Regions from separate parts of the Homo sapiens genome. Here region 1 is linked to region 2. Evidence: read pairs that join two places in POLR2A ChIA-PET (ENCODE). Cell type or tissue: OCI-LY7. All regions are shown on one strand. Links, peaks and the distances in the headings refer to the core of each region. The heading gives the core; the rest is flanking DNA.

Region 1 (2,917 bases), core at 173-2,672, 270 kb before region 2:
TTAAAGAACTGTTCCTTTTGTGAATATTCACAGTCCACTGCATATAATCGTTTATGAAAACTGAACCCTATAAAGAGCGAGAGTAGAGGACTGTGGTGAGAACAGAGGGATCGAAGGGAATCAGCTCGCTCAGGGAGCCGTCCCAAGGTGGGGGCAGTAGTACCTGCGGATAAGCGGATTGCATTCTCCAGGATCCAGGGGATTAATGTCACAGTTCTCATAGTCAAAGGTTCCATTCCATAAGTGCTTTGCCAGCTGAAATTCTATTTTTCGTTGTGCTAACGTGACTTCTTTCCCATGCCATACGTAAACTTCACTACCAAAATCAAACACCAGTACCTGGGAGAAATGGCACAAAAGAATTTGTTAACTTCAAGAACATGCAACAGTTGAATCAGGTGCAACAGGGTCTCTGTTGACAGTGAGTCAAACGGAGGAAGACAGAAATCCTAATGGGGTGACCAGCACAGACACAAAAAGGCCAGGAGATCTCAGCTGGCACTGCCCCACCGAGCCAGCCTCTGCCCTGTGGGCACGATTCCTCCTCCCAGTGTCCTAAGTGGCCAGGATAATGTTCCCTCCTCTGAACTCTCAACCTGCTTACAACTTGCGATTCACAAGAGTTCTTTAGGTACATCTTCCTGTCGACTTCCTGCCTCTCTCCCCTATTCCTCCCCCTCTCATGTGCTCGTTCATTCACTTAATATATACACAGAGGCCACTTCATATACCCCAGGCACTCATGGTCCAATGGTGTCTTCTCTCCAGTACACAATTCCAAGATCCTTAAGGGCAGGGATCAGATCATGGTGATACATACAGGAGGGGTTGATTACTAAGTGTTTGCTGAATGAATACATGAATGTAATGCTATTTCTTACGTTCATAGTTTGTTTTATTCTTTCTCTTAGAATGATTTCTCCCTTCACTTCCAGCAATTCAAATTTTGCTTAACTCTAAACTTGGCTCAATTTCACTTTCTATTGAAAATTATTCCTGATGATTCCTGTATTTATTTTTCTGTGACGTTTCCCCCATGTAAAAGACCATACATATCACACAGTCAACCTTGCTCCAGATTACATTCCTTCTAATACTCTTCCGCCCAATTAAACTTAAGGGCCTTGCGTGTCTTCCACTTTCTTAATACTTAGCATACTTAACGGTACTGGAAAAGTATATAATTAATAAATATTTACTGGCATGACAGGACAAAAACAGCACATTAATTGGCAAATCCATAAATTATATATATGTATATGCATCTATTATTCCTCAAACTTAAGGACTGAAAAATATTCCATTAATATTTATACAAAATGCAACAGATAGGACTAAGTAACATTTACATTTTGCCTATGATGCTGTCAATGATCCATGCCACCTCTGAACAATATTCTGGATTTCATATTAGCATTTAAGATGTCAGTAAAGGGGTGAAATAACAAATACCCTGGCTGGGCACAGTGGCTCATGCCTGTAATCCCAGCACTTTGAAAGGCTGAGGCGGCTGGATCACGAGGTCAGGAGATCGAGACCATCCTGGCCAACATAGTGAAACCCTGTCTCTACCAAAAATACAAAAATTAGCCAGGCATGGTGGCATGTGCCTGTAGTCCCAACTATTCAGGAGGCTGAGGCAGGAGAATTGCTTGAAGTCGGGAGGTGGAGGTTGCAGTGAGCCGAAATCTTGCCACTGCACTCCAGCCTGGCAACAGAACAAGACTCTGTCTCGGAAAAAAAAAAAAAAAGAAAGAAGGAAAATCCTTTTAAAAAGCTGTAAATGTTCTACAATGGATACTGACACTGGCTAACCTTTATTGGGAACTTACTCTCTAATCTATTGGGCAGCCTGTGCTGAGTGCTTTCAATGTGCTTTCTCATTGAAGGGCAGAGGCCACAGGCTGTACCTCTTTGGGTTGCAGAAGAGAGCACTTTGGAATTTTCCCCCAGTAGTCGTCATCAGGAACAAGTTTGTCATCCATGAGACAGTAAATGCAGTTAGTTTCTATTATGGCTGCTTCATAGAGTTCATCTTCTTTTGGGTCTCCAGCAGCTTGGGGATAAGAACAACAGGAGAGCATCACATTTTACATTGCAAAGTAGCTGGTTTAGAAGAATGAGCTAAGGGAGAAGAAAGGAGATTCAAGTCTTGTCAGTCTCTGAAGTACAATGAAGTCTGACATTGGTAACTGGTTTGGCCACCCAGAAGCTTGCAGAAGTCTTTGGCTGCAAGAGTGTGTATATTAATTCCTTCTTCAATGATTTAGATATAAGTAGCTCTACAATCAAGCTGCAAGTTCTGAGGCCTAAAAAAGAAACGAACACAATTACCTGGGTAGAAAAGCCCTTGGCTAGACAGAGTGGCACATGTCAAAACCAGAGGGAGAAACAGTGTGCCTGCAAGGAAAGCCTTGTGACCACGGGTGTGGGTGGATGCTGGTTACTGGGTATTTTAAATGACCTCAAGAAAATGTAACTGAACGACCAGGGAGTATCAATTCTTTAGAGCAATAGTTCTCCATCTTCAATAGGTCACATATGATGCTTTTAAAAAGCACTATTCTTTGGGCTTTACCCCATGACAGTGTCATTCAATAGGTCTATGGCAGAACTTCAGAACTACCTGGGATAAAGGACTTTAAAGTGGGGCCGCTTCATTTTTTACACAGGAGTAGGAAGGAACCCAGGACCTAAACACTGGGGTGTAGGTCATAGTCCTAAAACATCCCATTTAAACATGTAATGAAAGCTTGTTTGAGAGACATTCAGGAAAAGAAATCCTACCTATCCCTTCTCACTTGAATGCAACACCTGGCTTTTGAGAAGCTTTGTGACTGACGCCAGGAAGAACACTCCACCGGTGTGTAAAGGAGATGTTAGCTAAAGCGTTTTTATTTTTCAGGTACCAACCTTC
Region 2 (2,917 bases), core at 247-2,746:
ATACAAAGTATTGAAAGTAGATAATTTGAATAAAGCTTTAAATGAGATATTTTTAAAGTTAAGAGGAACTTGAGCCTGATTTCATGATCATAACTTTTTCTTTATGGTTTCATGTTGAAACAGCTATACAGATTAAGAGTTTCAACAACAACTTCTTTATACTTTTGATAATAACTTTCAGGTGAGAAGCTGTACAGACACGTAGGTAATACATTTACAACTATTATTATTGTCTTAAATTGTGAACAATTTGAAATTGGATTCTAAAAATTCAGTATCTCTTTTTTTTTTCATTGATATGTGTAAGTTTCTTATGATAATGTGAGTGGATTTCAGATATAATTGAAGTTTTTCTGGCCGGGTGTGGTGGCTCATGCCTGTAATCCCAACACTTTGGGAGGCGAGGCAGGTGGGAACACCTGAGGTCGGGAGCTTGAGACCAGCCTGACCAACATGGTGAAACCCCATCACTACTAAAAATACAAAAATTAGCCGGGTGTGGTGCCTCATGCCTGTACTCCCAGCTACTTGGGAGGCTGAGGCAGGAGACTCACTTGAACCTGGGAGACAGAGGTTGCAGTGAGCTGAGATCGTGTCATTGTACTTCAGCCTGGGCGACAAGAGTGAAACTCCATTTCAAAAATAAAAAATAAAATAAAAATAATTAAAGTTTTTCTGGTTTTTTTTCCCTTTTCTTTCTTTCTTTTTTTTTTTTTCCAGACACAGTCTCACTCTGTCGCCCAGGCTGGAGTGCAGCGGCACGATCTCAGCTCACTGCAAGATCTGCCTCCCGGGTTCAAGCGATTCTCCTGCCTCAGCCTCCGGAGGAGCTGAGATTACGGGTGCATGCCACCATGCCAGGCTAATTTTTGTATTTTTAGTAGAGATGGGGTTTTGCCGTGTTGGCCAGGCTGGTCTCAAACTCCTGACCTCATGTGATCCACCCACGTCAGCCTCCCAAAGTGCTGAGATTACAGGTGTGAGCCACCACATCTGGCAATTTTTTTTATATTAAGAGTTTCAAGCAGGACATGGTGGCTCACACCTGTAATCCCAGCACTTTTGGAGGCCAGGGGAGGATTTCTTGAGCCCAGGAGTTCAAGACCAGGTTGGGCAACATGGCAAAATCCTCTCTCTACAAAAAAAAAAAAAAAAAAATTTAAAACATTAACTGGCCATGGTGGCACGCACCTGTAGTCCAAGCTACTCGGAAGGCTGAGATGAGGCAGAAATTTAAAAATAAATATGCATTCATTCACTGTAAGAAAAGTAACAGGCACGGCAAAGGTTAAAAAGAAAAGAACAAGTTTCAAGTTTTCCTCTGCCTAGCAAGCTCACTTCAAGAAGAGTTATAAGATAATGCTGTCCAGAAAGCCAAGGACAAAGGAATGGGCTCCAGACAACACCCCCCTCCAGAGAAAGGTTGAAGGAAAAAAAAAAAAAGAAGAAAAAGACAAATTCTTTTACTGTTACTCCTTTCCCTGGTTTCTTAAGCATGATTATGTTTTACAAATCTCTGTATTTAGCCAGTTCTTATTTTTCTTTTGACGCAGCTATAAGGTCACTAGCTAGGCAAGGCCACAAGTTATGCTAAGTCAACAGTTATGCTATAGATTATGTGACCTGTTACTGTATGATTAATTGCTTTTGTTTGGCTTTTGTAGGTTTGCTTATAAAAACCCCACTCAGTCTTTGTTCAATGCTCAGCTTTTTGGATGCGAATCCACTGAGCTGGTGCATACCTAAAATAAACAATCCTCCTGTTCTCCATATCAGTCTCTCTGGTCCTCAGTTTCTTGAGCCCAGGATGTTGAGGCTGCAGTGAGCTATGATCATGTCACTGTGCTGCAGCCTAAGTGACAGAGTGAGACTCTGTCTCAAAAAAAAAAAAAAAAAGAGGGGCGGGATTTTCAAAATGACAAAGTAACATGCAGAAAATGCATGCATCCTTAGAGCAGTTACCTTGGATACCACTGAAAAGGCACATCGGCCCAAAGAATGAAGTATCCAACGGAGGTAGACATTTAGGGTTGCCTTTTCCACTGTGGGAACGAACAGCTCCACCCCATGCCCCACCTCTGCCACTGACTGCTCCTTGGACTATGGCCATCTGCTCCAATACCTAAAACATAAACTCCTTCCTCTAACACAGGCTAGGCCCTCTATTCATGACCATGCAGTCATGAGAACCTGTTCAGCCTCACTTAGCATCTTGAGGTGGAGCAGAGCCATCCATCAGACCTGTGGGGACCACAGGGTGCTTCATTAGATTCTGCTGTCCCCCAGCAGCCCTCTAAGACAACCCAGGTGAGATTGGAAAGACACCAGGCCCTAGAGCCACAGGCCCACCTGCCTGCCTTAAGCAATAGAGATGAGTATCTATAATGCATTCATGGTACAGCAATAGGCAAGACTATGCCCTCAGCTCTTACAACCCTCTTCCCTTCCCATCCACCTTAGGACTATGGGGGAGGAATGCAGACAAGGTTGAAAGGGACAGTCTTCTCCATCCTCCTCCTTCCGTTTTCCTTCTCCTCCCCTTTGGGAGGTAGCTCACCAGCTTTTGCCTTTCCTGTGTAAAGTGAAAATAGCAACTGAGCAAGGGAAATGGGGCCCCAGGCAGAGATGAGGTCCTCCCGTGGGGGAAGGGGAGAGAAGTCCCCGGTAACCCTGGGAAGGGAAGGGGAGTTCCTAAATTCACTCAGCTGTGGCTGTTGTTTATCTTGAAGGCTGGGTGTAAATTGGGCCTGTATATGAACCAAGACCATCTGTTCTCATGTGCAGAAAACTAAAATGTAGGTCTCTCAAAGGGCCTAAATAGCATTATTCTGTATGCTAAATGTTAAGAATTTTATTACTTACTTAGTGTTGTGGCTTCCCCAAATTTGAGGTTCTCGAACTGCACTTTAAAAACAGA

The links. Peaks named below come from ENCODE experiments on the same cell type or tissue, not always from the same donor. Only the 100,000 strongest peaks of a DNase experiment are listed, where the experiment ranks them.
Region 1: POLR2A ChIA-PET joins it to region 2 with 5 read pairs; 2 of 35 experiments call an interaction of 5 or more read pairs at or near these places.

Annotation. Positions count from the first base shown.
Region 1 is chr10:30,697,509-30,700,425 of GRCh38, reverse strand. It overlaps the pseudogene SVIL2P. Among named protein-coding and RNA genes, the nearest start is that of LINC02644, 24 kb to the left of the region's middle. In OCI-LY7, for the core only: no CTCF peak of the experiment used is centred there; no DNase peak of the experiment used is centred there; H3K4me3 peaks cover 604 bases; H3K27ac peaks cover 1,972 bases.
Region 2 is chr10:30,427,448-30,430,364 of GRCh38, reverse strand. No RefSeq gene overlaps it. Among named protein-coding and RNA genes, the nearest start is that of MAP3K8, 5.3 kb to the left of the region's middle. In OCI-LY7, for the core only: no CTCF peak of the experiment used is centred there; no DNase peak of the experiment used is centred there; H3K4me3 peaks cover 539 bases.